Regions from separate parts of the Homo sapiens genome. Here region 2 is linked to region 1. The links are chromatin contacts, found by Hi-C or POLR2A ChIA-PET in ENCODE. All regions are on one chromosome and are shown on one strand. The core of a region is the stretch at or near the end of the contact, and the rest is flanking DNA. Distances in the headings are between cores, read along the strand shown. Region 1 holds the start of AJUBA (ajuba LIM protein). Region 2 holds the start of PSME2 (proteasome activator subunit 2).

What was found. A loop is a pair of places that touch in the nucleus more often than their neighbours do. ChIA-PET counts read pairs that join two places held with the same protein, here RNA polymerase II (POLR2A). Pooled maps may share reads with other maps.
Region 2: a loop to region 1 is called in a pooled map, with 2.3 times the contacts of the local background. The contact joins the promoter of PSME2 here to the promoter of AJUBA in region 1. A Hi-C loop is called at or near these places in 1 of 50 pooled maps. POLR2A ChIA-PET finds 5 or more read pairs at or near these places in 2 of 52 experiments (CD8-positive, alpha-beta T cell and HepG2).

The regions. Positions count from the first base shown.
Region 1 is chr14:22,977,047-22,984,418 of GRCh38, forward strand. It overlaps AJUBA (ajuba LIM protein), which reads right to left and starts at 5,505. Exons shown (of 8, transcript NM_032876.6): 1 at 4,215-5,505; 2 at 1,298-1,399. The coding sequence starts at 5,220. It overlaps AJUBA-DT (AJUBA divergent transcript), which reads left to right and starts at 7,278. Exons shown (of 3, transcript XR_007064074.1): 1 at 7,278-7,372. It overlaps LOC124903287 (a long non-coding RNA gene), which reads left to right and starts at 781. Exons shown (of 2, transcript XR_007064076.1): 1 at 781-1,055; 2 at 1,604-2,175. RefSeq lists enhancers at 654-948, 4,554-5,519, 5,520-6,485.
Region 2 is chr14:24,142,506-24,147,861 of GRCh38, forward strand. It overlaps PSME2 (proteasome activator subunit 2), which reads right to left and starts at 4,105. Exons shown (of 11, transcript NM_002818.3): 1 at 4,029-4,105; 2 at 3,703-3,735; 3 at 3,205-3,267; 4 at 2,874-2,960; 5 at 2,738-2,768; 6 at 2,553-2,650; 7 at 1,895-1,963; 8 at 1,687-1,754; 9 at 1,470-1,524; 10 at 1,080-1,166; 11 at 860-984. The coding sequence starts at 4,076. The coding sequence ends at 904. RNF31 (ring finger protein 31) reads left to right here and starts at 4,993. Exons shown (of 21, transcript NM_017999.5): 1 at 4,993-5,356. The coding sequence starts at 5,194. MIR7703 (microRNA 7703) reads right to left here and starts at 1,060; the gene lies at 984-1,060. RefSeq lists silencers at 4,151-4,210, 4,911-5,000, 5,031-5,260 and enhancers at 4,521-4,590, 4,728-5,228, 4,775-5,069.

The DNA.
Region 1 (7,372 bases), core at 4,255-6,754:
TACGTGAGCTCTTAATAAGGTGCTATATGATTTGCATAGAGAGAACCACATTGTTAACAGGCCTTTCCCTCTGGGACCCTTCAACCTAGAAGCCTCTTTGCCTGAGCATATCTATCCTGCTCTCAAATGCCTGTCTCCTTCCAGGGACAGACTCCATGGAGGTCAGGACTGGAGTTACTGCAGAAGGACAAAGTGCTTTGTTTGGAAGCAAAGCAGGTCCCCTCTCCTGTTTGTATAAGGCTGCTTCCCTAAGCTTAGAGGGACCCAGAGTCACTGGGGTAAGAGACAACCCAGGATCTTCTTCCAGCAGACAAGGCAGGACAATTCCCCATGTGACCAACCCCCAGGAACTGCTCCCAGGTGTCTACATTATCAGGGATAGGGAAGGAGTGAGAACAGGTGGAGCATGAGCAATTTTCCCACCTTTGCCTTCTTCCCCTCAAAATCCCTACTTCCAACTCTGTCCAGTGGGTTAGGAAAGCTGACTTAGAAGCTCATGAGACACAGGGGAGGAAAGATAGGGAAAGAGATATAGCCAGAAGAGGCCCTGTAAACAGAAGGATAGACAGACAGATGAGCCTAAAGAGAACCAGGCAGAAACTGGGGGAGTGAGAAAAGCTGAGTGCTGAAGTCAGACAGGCAGAGATAGGAGATTAAAGGTTTAGCAAAGGAATCAGAATGGGTAAGCAGTAAGGAGGGGGTAATGAGGGAGGGGAGGGGGGCAGTTAAGGCCGCTGGGAGCATCCCCCCTTTCCAAGTGGGCCTCCTGAGCTAACAGTGGCAGGCATTCCTGGAGCGTGATGTCATCAGCTTGGCATGGCCCGGTGGCCTGCACTCCAGTGAGGTGGCTGAACTCTGACCAGCCAAGAGAAAACCCCCCTCTCCGCCCCAAACAGCTCCCCACTCCCCCAGCCTGCCCCCACCCTCCCCACATTCCAGTCTTTCACTGTCGCCCCAGGCAACTTGGCTGCCCAAGACCAAGCCCCACCAAGAAGCTGGAGGGCCAGGCAAGTCCAGGATGGGCAAGCAGGGAAGCACGAGAGGGAGAAACAGAGGTGAGGAAGGAAGGAGGGACTCCAGAAAGGGGACCCACCAGGCGGAGGGAGAGCCAAGTAGAGGACAGACAGGGAAGCAAGAGAGGCAGAGCAGCTGCGGACCTCCAGACACTTGGTGGGGATCCAACAGCTGCTCTGTGAGCAAATGAAGAGGCACAAGCTCTCCTCCTGTTCCCCATAGCACTTGTAAGTGTGTATGTGGGCAGGGGAGGGGAGTGCTTGAGTATTGGGGCTACACTCACCACAAGAGCAGCAAACAAAGCACTGGGTGTGGTAGAGGCTGTCCAGGGCCTGGCAGGCATTGCTCTGCCCATAGATGCCTTTGTTGCACTTGATACAGGTGCCTGAGAAGAGAAAAGTGTCACACTCTACTCCCCCAGGTCAAAACCAGGGATTCCCAAGCTTTCCTGACTGCCCTTTCCTGATGTGCCAGGGGTCACAGTCTCCCTTTGATGGGCTCCCTTCTGAGTAGAGAAGATAACGAGTAATGAGATGCAGCAAGATCTTGGCTGAGCAGATCCATTCTTGTTTATTTAATTACTCAACAGATATTTTCTGAGCATCTGTTTTGTGCTTAACACAGCACCACTACCTAAGGAAACCTGGAGAAAGTCGAAGATATGGTCCCTGGCATTCAGATGCTTAGTTTCTGTTGGGGAGAAAAGACTACACAGGCAAGGTATGATCTCTGTTGCAGTGTGTAGGATGAACGGTCAAAGATGCCAGTCCACAGGTGCTCAGCAGCAGACTTGAAAATACTTTCTAGAGAAAGCAGGCTAGGCCCAGAAATCGTCTCTGGGACTTCAGTTTCCCATCAGTCAAACGAGCTGTTCAGTTATAGAATGATTTCTCTCCACTGCAGACTTCCAAGGATGGAGAAAAGGATCTGGCTTGGCAGAGGGCTCCGTGCAGAGGGGACCATGTGAGCATGATTCCTGTGGGGAGGTGGCTGCTGAGAATGCAGGGTGTGTTCCAGGAACCAGGGTTGAACAGGAAAGCAGGGAGAGTAGCAGAGCCCCTGATGCCTCCTAGTCACCTTCTATCATGGGAAGAATACAGAACTGAACTGCTTGCTATTCCCCAAAATCCCCCACTAAGATATATACACCTGGCTCTGGGACTTGCCTTTCCTGGGTGTGTTCTTCCCTCCCTCCACTCCCCAATTCCAGGCCCATGAGTGAGGGCTAGGGCCTGTCTTTGGGGAGCAGATCCCAACGGGCCTGCCCCACCTCTCCCCCTCGGCACGCTGCCACACTCCCTGCCTGTTGGGGCCCATCCCAGTCTTTGCCCAGGGGCTTGGGAGCCTGTGCAGCAGCTGCAGCAACTGATGGGCCCAGGCCTGTCCTGCTCCCACCCTCTGGCAGCTGGGCAAGGCTGAAGCCAAGGAAGAGGGCCCCTACTAGGGGCAGGAGGAGGGTACAGTCAAGCTGGGGCTAGCGGCACAAGGGGTATGTAGGGGTTCTGTCAAAGGAGGCAACCTGACTCCCAAGGAGAAGGGGCCCCCATCTCTGAATTCAAAATGTGGCTTCCTCATGGAAGTGAAGATCTGCCCCAAGATTGCCATGCCAGGGGGTCCTGTCGGAGCCATTCTTTAGGAAACCTTGGACGTTATGGGAAAAGCAAACGAAACTGCTCAGGCACGTTGGCCTCACCTCCTCTAACCCAGCATATCTATACCTATGTTCTTCCTGCCATTTTATTGCAGTTTCTCTGAGTTCCTTTCTTCCTTTTGGCTCTGATGGTTCAGCCAAAAAGACTTCTTTACTAGCCACCTCTCCTGGGCCTCAAAATGAAACTGCTAAATGGGCCCTGTCATTCAGTCTTCCTTGATCAAAGCGGTTTGGCATCATCTCCTCTGGGCTTTCCTCTCGGTGGATTTGGAGGTGGGGAAAAGAATGGGGGTGGAGGCTGGGGGTTGAGTTATGCCCTTATAGCCTGCCGCCCTGCTACCTCTGAACCTCCTACCCAACCATCCCTCCCTGGCCGCGTTCCTCTTCCTATTCACTTTTCTAGCCATAGAGTTCTACAGCATGGGGTCCAGGAGTGGGGCATGAGTGGTAAGAAGAGATGCTTAGAAAAGTGAAAGAGGCCCACAGCCCTTAGGCGGTAAGCCTGCCACTTCTTTCCAATCACAATCAGATTCGAAGTTTTTTATGTGTGTAGCAGTGCCTGTGAATTTTGACTAAAAGATCTTTCAAGACCCTAATGTTCCTCATAGCTGAGACATATAATCAATCAATACTTCCTGAACAGAGTAGGGGAGGGAGACAGCGACCAGGTTTCCTTAACAGTGTCAGGAAGTAAGGCGCTACTTCTGGCCTGAATTCTGAGAGGTTATAAGCAGAATTCAAGGCCAAGTTATTTCTGGCAATAACACAGGGTCGTTATCCATCCAGAGGTAATGGTGTCCCAGTAGTCATGACTTTTACCCTGACTTCCGGAGGATGGGGAAAATAGAAGCTGGTACTACTGGGTCTCTGATTAAATGCCCACGCACGCACCTAGCCAACAGGACTGGGGAGGGACAGCAGTTGGGTCCCAGGGCGCTCCATCCTGTCTCCCAGGCTCCATTTCCCCGACAGCCGCCACTACTCCGCGTATGCTAGGGAGCGTCCCCCGATCCCCGAACCCCACCCCTCCGCCGCGCGGCGGCAGCCGCCCCGCCCGCGGGCACCTGGAGCGCCCGGGCAGGAGTCGGCACGCACGCGGCCAGCCTGCCCCGCCCCCCCACCCGCGCATTCTCCGAATTCCTGCGGGCGGAGCCTGGGCCCGGGTGGGGGCGCGGCGCGCACAAACCTCCAGGGGCACCGCCGTGAAAGGGGGGAGCAAGTTGGGGGGGATGCGCCTTCACTGCCCCACTTGGTCCCTTCCCTACGAGGCCTCCTGCCGCAAAAAACCGAGGTTCAAATGCTTGAGAAACGGACTCACGAGATACCAGGGGGGTTGAATTTAGCAGAAATAAGGAGCCCTGGTTCATCTGAAAACTAGCAGGAAGGGGACAGTGCTCTGGGGCCGCCCCCATCCATCCCTCTTGCTTCTTTCCTAGTCCCGCGTCTTCACCTCGGACCCCGGGGCACCGGCACTTTGGGCCGTCGGGGCAGTGGAGAACCGAATACCGTGACGGGTCCCTTCCCGTCCCTAACCACTTCTCTCACTCACCGAAGTAGTCCTCCCTGGCCTCTGGCTCCCGCATCCGGGCCCGGGCGGCCTCCGGAACGAAAGGACCTGGTGGCTCCTCCAGACCCGACGGCTCAATCCCCGAGGGTTCTCCGCGGGCTCCGGCTTCTCGCCCACCGGTGCCCACCGTCAGGCGAAGCAAAGCTGTTAGCTCGTCCTGGTACCGGGCGCCCACGGCGCAGTCCCCGTAGCCGGTCACAGAGTGTCGTCCGGGTTGCGCCCCCCGTCTCTCCAAGGGCCCCGCCGCTCCCACTCCGGCCCCGGCTAGAGCTCCAGGGCTGCCCAGGGCCGGGGGATACGAGTGGCGGCTTTCCTGGCAGCCGAACCCCGCGGGCCGCTGAGCGTACAATCGGTCCAGGGCGGCGTGGAGCTCCGGGTAGGCGGACGGGACCCCTCCGGGAGAATAGCCTGCCGGTGCTCCGGCCAGGGGTGGGCCAAACAGGCACGGCCCCGCTGGCAAGGGGCTCCCGTGGCGCTGGTCGTAGCCCATGCTGATGCCGCTGGTGCGATTGCTGCAGGGCCGGCTACCTCCAGCTCCGCCAGCCCCCGCCCCGTCCAGCAGCAGGCTGCCCCGGGGGCTGGACGGCTTGCTCGCGTCGCTGGCCGAGCTACTGGCGAAGCTAGAGCGGGGGCTGAGGGCCGGGGCCGTGGGCTCCAGCCGAAAATCGGGGGGCAACGACTGAGGTAGAGGCAAGGCCCGGGTGGGCGGCGGCCCCGCGGGAAAAGAGCCTTCGTAGCGCGGCGCCTCAAAGGAGCCGCGCTGATTTCGCTCAGCGTCCAGGGAACCTTGCTCCCGGGCCGGCTCCAACGGCTCATCCCCAGGTCCCCCAGTAGCTCCTCGGGGCCCTGACTTCCTAGGTCCCCCCAACCCACTTAGGCGCCCCTTGCCCGGCCCGGGGGTCCCGTCAGACCCAGACCGGCTAGATTCACCCTTTCTGCGGCCGAACTTCTCCAGCAGGCGACTGGCTTTCTCTCCTAACCGCTCCATGCCCTCGGGCCTGGGGCCTCTCGCCCCCTCCCCGCCTGGCACCCTGCGGCGTCTCGGCGGCCGGTTCTCTTTCCCTGCAGCCGGACTCTGGTTCCCCAGGGGCACAGGGGAGGCACAGGGGCTTAGCGGGCGGCCTGGATGCCCTGCGCCAGGAATCCCACAGCATCCCCCAGCGGGAGGGGCTGCGTCCCCCCGCGCATCTGGGGCTGAGCGGGGCTAGCAGGGTCTCTGGCCGCGGCTGTCCAGTCCGCAGGTCTATCTGTTCACGCGTCGACTCGCCCGACTGCCCCACTCTCCCCGGCCCCCGCCCCCCTAGCTCTCACGCTAGCCACAGACCGAACTTCTCTCCCAAACTTTTGTCTGCCTGGCCGGATCTACTTTCCTAGGGGGGCGGAGCGCGGTGTGTGCGAGAGCGCCGGGGGTGTCCGCGCAGGGATAGCTGGTGTGCGTGCAGCGGAAGGCGCTAACTGCCCTGGATGTGGAGACCCGCGGACTGGACGTGAGAGGCGGGCAGGGGCAGTTGGGGCAGCTGCCCCTACAACACTGAAGAATTGGAATAGGAAAGAGTGTGGGGGTAGGGGACGGGGACTCTTTGTCTGCAGTTGGAATGCGCGGAGGGGCATGGTGGAATGTGTCGCGTCCCGGGACCGGACGACAGGAGGCATGTTCTGCGCTAGCACCGTGACTTTGTTCCCAGCGTGGGGACTGTGGGAGAGATGGAGAGAGACTGGTACAGAAATGGTGAGACAAGGAGAGAGCCATAAAGAGGAAGACAGAGAGAAAGAAGACAAATGCATAAAGAGGTTCAGAGACGTGTACGTAAAGATAGCCCTGAAAGGCGACGAAGCCCACAGAGAGAGGTGGAAGAGGGAAGAGGTAGCGAAAGAAAGGGAGAGCTGAGGAGCAAAGAGGAGTGTGGACGATGCAGAGACCGAAGGGTGCGCAGACAAAGGAAAGGACAAGCTTGTCCAGAGAGAATGAGAGACAAACAGATAAACTGCAATAAAAAGGCACCACCTTCTGGACCCAAAAGTTTTGTGATTTGTAAAAGCAGTGAAAAGGAGTCAGGAAAATGGGACTAATCTCTACTTTGAGAGGGAGGGAAAGAGATATAGTGTGTATGTAGAAGCAGTGAAAAGGAGTGAGGAAAAGGTTTGGGACTAATCTCTACCTTAAGGGTAGGACAGTTAGAGGGATAGACACCCCCTGGTGTTGGGAAATGAGATTTTTCTCATTTCAGGTGACTGTGGAGATCGAAGGCCTGGTTTTAGGGCTAGCGAACACCTTCTCCCTTTGGTTTTGGTCCACAGAAGACTGGTGATACAGAGTAAGTATTAAGAGGAAGAAAAGAAATGCCGTGTAGAGGAAATTGCAAATGAAAATGATCAGGATGGAAAAGAGGCTGATATTGACTATTTTAAAAGGATCAAGAATAAGGAAAAGAAACCCTGGCTGAAGCAGCCGGGCGCGGTGGCTCACGCCTGTAATCCCACCACTTTGGGAGGCTGAGGCGGGCGGATCACTTGAAGTCAAGAGTTCAGACCAGCCTGGCCAACATGGTGAAGCCCTATCTCTACTAAAAATACAAAAATTAGCCAGGCGTGGTGGCGCACGCCTATAGTCCCAGCCACTCGAGAGGCTGAGGCGGGAGAATCGCTTGAACCCGGGAGACAGAGGTTGCAGTGAGCCAATATCACGGCCACTGCACTCCAGCCTGGGCGACAGAGCAAGACTCCGTCTCAAAAAAATTCTCAAAAATAAATAATAATTTTTTTTAAAGAAACCCTAGATGAAGCTAAACATACCTAATTAAATACCAGCCAACGGCCGGGAGCGGTGGCTCACGCCTGTAATCCCAGCACTTTGGAAGGCAGAGGCGGCGGGATCACGAGGTCAGGAGTTTGCAACCAGCCTGGCCAGTATGGTGAAACCCCGTCTCTACTAAGAATACAAAAATTAGCCGGTGTGGTGGCGTGCACCTGTAGTCCCAGCTACTTGGGAGGCTGAGGCAGAAGAATCGCGTGAACCCAGGAGGCGGAGGTTGCAGAGAGCCGAGATTGTGCCATTGCACTCAGGCCTGGGCGATAGAGGGAGATTCCGTCTCAAAAAAATTTTTTAAAAACCAGCCAACTACTTTTGCCCAGACTAAAAC
Region 2 (5,356 bases), core at 2,855-5,354, 1.2 Mb after region 1:
CCTGGCCAACATGGCGAAACCCCGTCTCTATTAAAAATACAAAAAAATTAGCCAGGTGTGGTGGCACATGCCTGTAATTCCAGCTACTCGGGAGGCTGAGGCAGGAGAATTGCTTGAACCCGGGAGACGGAGGTAGCAGTAAGCTGAGATCGTGCCATTGCACTCCAGCCTGGGCAACAGAGCAAGACTCCATCTCAAAAAAAAAAAAAAAAGGGTGGGGGGAGTCCAATCATTCATCCGTAGTTCTCCATAGTTCTCCCAGTGAAACCTTATTCTCCTTCTAGGCTTTTCCTGAACTGATGAGGATTCTTTCTTTCTTCATTCCTGATGTTGACCACAGAACTTTCCCCTTGTGTATCCAAAGCCTGATTATTCCCATAAGGGCTCTGTGCAAATGCCATCTCTTCCAATAATTCCTGAGACCTCTGGATGAAAATAATACTGTTACATTCCAAAATACAGGTTATCTGCATGGCTGCCATGGCATGTAACAATCCCCACCCTAGGCACTCAGGGTGAAGGACTTGGACTATAAACCCAATGGAGAAGATAGCCCTTCAACCTCTGTGACTTTTCTAAAGCTACTTTCCCCCCTTTTTGCCTTAGATGGAAACAGATAAGCAGGAGAAGAAAGAAGGTAAGTGAGATAAGAGGTGACTAGGGAAGGGGAGATGGCACATTGACTACTGGATGAGAAAGGGCCTGAATCCCCTCTTTCTCACAGTCAAGATTACAGTGGGCATCTAAGTCATCTTTGTCTTTGTGACACCCACCCCTTCCCACCACATTCATCTTCAGGCTGGACATAGGTGCCACTCAATAAATGCTTTTTGAATGAATGACACACGCCAGAAGGGAATCCACACAACATATAGATCATTTATTTTCCTTCTAGTCCCGGGTTCAGTACATAGATGGCTTTTCTTCACCCTTTGGGTTGACAATTTTCTCCAGGTTGCTGCTGATGATATGATAAAGCTCAGCCTGGGAGAAGGCCAGAGTGCAAGAGTCAGGTTCTTAGCCAATCCCCTGCCTGCCCCCACTCATCCACCTCCCCTAAAGCCTTACTCCACACTCACATAGAAGGCCCTCAGGTCCAGCACCATGGCCCTGAGCTCCCCATAGGCTGCCTCATCTCGCTCATGCACCAAGGCCCGGTAATCCATCTGCAATGTGGGAGGCAAAGCTGAGTCAGTCCCATGGGAGGCTGGGACATGAGTCTGGTTTCCTTTTATAGGAAATAGGTTAACTTGAGAATGAACCCCTTCTTAGCACCAAGAAATAGGATCCCAAAGGACTGAGCAGAGAAAAGGGTCAAGGTTGTTGAAGCCCAAACCAGTTTTTCTAGGTAATGCTTTTAGCTTAATATTCTCCACATTGGGAAAGTCACAAACAAGACAAGGAGGACTTCTTCCTCCACACCTCCTCGTCCCACACCCAGCTAAAAGGCTGGTGGACTATCCACTCACTACATGAGTCTCCTTGGAGGCCTTGGCCACAGCATCCCCACGTTCTGAGAAGTACCTGCCAGAAGCAAGGGAATACCACAGGAATGAGTGTTCAGGGAGATGTACTCCCTCAGACCCTTCCCAAAGTCTCCCATCATCCTGATAGGGCTGCCCAGCTCTGGGGGTCCCAAAGAAATGCTCCTACTGCCCCCAATGCTGGTCCTCCAGCTGCCCTCACTTGGAAATGGTTGTCTGGAAAGCTTCCACTTTGGTCTTGACGGCATTCACCCTCTCCAGCACCTTCTCCTGTGGTGACACGGGAGGCAAAGACAACACTTCATGTCCTCCCCATTTCATACACTATCTTCCTCCTCCTCCTGGTTCATGTCTAGCTCACCCCCTGAGGCTCTCCCCACTCTAAGTATCTTCAGTTACCCTTTTCTTACCTGGATTGCTACCCCAAAATCATTTCCATCTTCAATCTTGGGGATCAGGTGTTGGATCCATGTAATCACCTGTGTTAAGAGGTATCATGTAAGAATCATTCAACAAACATACTGAGTTCTTCCTATTACTGTCACTTCCTAAAAAAAGTTATATTTAATTGGGTACTTATTACATACCAGGTACTGTGCCATGTATTTATTTCATGTAATCATCACAGCAACCTTCAGAGATATGTATTTATTGTACCCATTTAACAGATGAAAAAACTGAGTCACAGAATGTCTAAGTGACTTACTTAAGGCTACCAGCTAGGTAACTGATAGAATCACGATTTGAACCTAAGCAGTCTCTCTCTAGGGTCCAATCTTTTAAAACAATTCACTCACTATATCATACCACCTCTACTATGAACCCAATACAGCAGTAGGTTCTGAGGTTACAGAGTGGATACTGCACAGTCTCTAATTTTGGGGGTACCGTTGTGATAAGAGAGGTCTAACAGAACGAGGAGAACAAAGGGGATCTAAGCCCAAGGCACAGAAGGAAGTTTTCTTTTTCAGGACTAGGTCTCTGTATGAAGGACTTGTATCTACGGAGGAGTCCAGGGCCTCACCTTGTGTGTCTTCTCTTTCTGCTTCCCCCATTTCCCAGGCTTACCAGAATGCATTTCTCTTTGAGAGTCCAGACTTCTGGCTTAACCAGGGCAAGCAGGGACAGGACTTTCTCATTCCCAGGGAGAAATCCACACTTATGGACTGTGAGAAAGAGGGGATTCAGGCCCTTTCTCATCCAGTAGTCAGTGTGCCATCACCCCTTCCCTAGTCACCTCTTATCTCTCTTACCTTCTTTCTTCTCCTGCTTATCTGTTTCCATCTAAGGCAAAAAGGGGGGAAAGTAGCTTTAGAAAAGTCACAGAGGTTGAAGGGCTATCTTCTCCATTGGGTTTATAGTCCAAGTCCTGCACCCTGAGTGCCTCACCTCATCATCCTTGGGTGGAGGGTCTGGGATGGGGATGTCCAGTGGGGCCCGGAGGGAAGTCAAGTCAGCCACATTGAGGGAGTCCTCCTGCACAGAGCTCACTGTCAAGGGCTGCCCAACCTCTTCCCTTCATCCTAGGTCACAGCCTTCCCTCCATACATCCCACTTGCACTCTGCCTCCCAACCTAGGCTCATGCCTCACGCCATCCTAATGTTCCTAATCCACTATTTGAAACTATTCTCTGCATGCTGAATCCAGTTGTTAGCTAGAGAGGGTGGGCAAAGGGGATAGAGGACATAGGATGGGGCAGAAGGGGCCCACACTACTCACTTGCAAGAGCTGATTCAGGTATATGATTTTCTGTGGCAAGAATCTGTAGAGGAATTCCTCAGCCTGTGGGTTACATTGCAAGGGAGGGGAATCACAGAATATGCTCAATGAGATGTCTGACAAATGGAACTGGAAGGGCCTTTGGAAATCACTGGGTCCAAGACTTGCAAATGAGGAAACTGAAGACCTGAAAATGAAAGGACTTGCCCAAGCTGGTAAATGGCAGAACGAAGGTTAGGACTGTGATATTCCTGCTTTGGAAGCCATGGTTTTTTTCCTCCACATCAAAAGACGGGAGAAGTGCCAGAAGTCGGGAGAGTCATAAGAAAGGTCAGATTAAAGGTAGCTATCAATAATTCCGGGGTTACTTTGGGTGAAGGCTTGGTAAGGGAAGTAGGGTTAAGTCTAGGGTGACTTGGGGGGGTCATTCTGAGAGGCTGTTATCCTCAAGTATTGGTCCAAGATTCTGGGTCAAATCGCTCAAATCCAGAGACTTACCTCCTGGAAAAGATTCTGTCTGAAGACCTCCACCTACACAGAGAGCAGTACCCGGATGTTGGTTAAGGGTCTGGGTTGTCAAAAGCTTCCACCCACAACAGGGTGCCCTCGAACTGTGGCTCAGGCCTTTCTCACCACAAACTAGCTTTCCCTGGAAGCTCCTGCTCACTGCAGTCAGAAGGCAGGAATCTGGGAATCCCCGAGAAGTGAAGGCACTAGCGAGATTGGGGGAGTTCTCTGGCACTGCTTGGTCCCCTGAACCACCCAGCTTGGCCTCCACCCAAGAGGGTTCTATGACCCCTTCCTGGCCTCCGATTCCCCATTACCTGTTTGCGGGCTTCCCCGCTCAGGCGCACCCCACACGGCTTGGCCATGCTGCTTCAGTCGCTAGATCTCTGGTCTCCCGGCTAGTCGCCCGGGCTTTCGCTTTCACTCCCCAGGTCCAGGCCCGCCCCCCTCAACCCCGCCCCCTTTCTTCTTTCCGCCCCCCTCCTCCCGCTGGCAGGCCGCAAGCAGTAGGTAGCCCCTCAGCCATTCCCAGCCAGTTGCCACTAGGAGAGGCGGTGCTGGCTGGGTCACAGTCCAGGGGCTGCCCGAGGGAGGGGCTAGGGTAAGTGGGACCGCGGAGACTGGAGCGGGGGCTGTCCCTCGGAGAGGGGCGGGGCTTATAGCTAGGGCCAACTGGAAGTCCAGGGTTGGGGTAAGAGAGGTGGGAGTATGGCAAAGGGGGTATTCAGTGGCGGGGCTCCCCCAAGAAGGCTCGACCGCAAGTAGCGGACGGAGAGAGATCAGAGCGAGTGGGAGGGGCAGCCAGAGGGAGCGCCTGGGGTGGAGAAGGACTAGCAGCTCTTAGAAGAGAGCGGGCAGGGGTTGGGTGAGGGTCTTCCCTCTGCCTTCAGGACAGACCGGAGATGGGGCGGGACTCGCTCGAGAGGGGTTAGGGCCGGCCAGAGTCGGTTCCCCTGCAGGGTGGGACTTCCTCGGTGAGGCCCGGAGCGTACCGGACTGGTCCAGCTAGAAAAAGAAAGGTTTTGAGCTGAATAGGATAACCCCGCGCCTGCGGCTATCCGGAAGGGGTGGAACCAGATTGGGGGAAGGCGGGGAAGAGCGCTTGACTGAGGGAAGATGCTGGCGCGCTCTGAGGGAGGAGCCAGGAGCCATTTGCCTTCTCATTGGTTGGGACCTGGCCCTCCCTCTTGGCCGCGCCCCCTGGTTTCCTGACACCGCTCCAACCTTAACCTTAAGCCCCGCCCGTTCCTCCGAAATTGGGTCGCAGTCCCACCCTCTCTCCTAGTACTTCCTGTTCTCGGCTAACCCTGGCGCTGGGCCGGGGGCTGGAGAGTGACCGTGGTCTGAGTGACCTGGGGCGGCTGCGTGGGCCGGGGTGGGCCTCAAAGCCGGGCACCAGACGGGAGGGGCGGCGCTCGGGCCGCGCGCTGCCCGCGCCGGGTCCTGGCGGGCGGCGAGGCTGGGGCTGACTCCTGCCTCAGGATGCCGGGGGAGGAAGAGGAGCGGGCCTTCCTGGTGGCCCGCGAGGAGCTGGCGAGCGCCCTGAGGAGGGATTCCGGGCAGGCGTTTTCCCTGGAGCAGCTCCGGCCGCTACTAGCCAGCTCTCTGCCGCTAGCCGCCCGCTACCTGCAGCTGGACGCCGCAC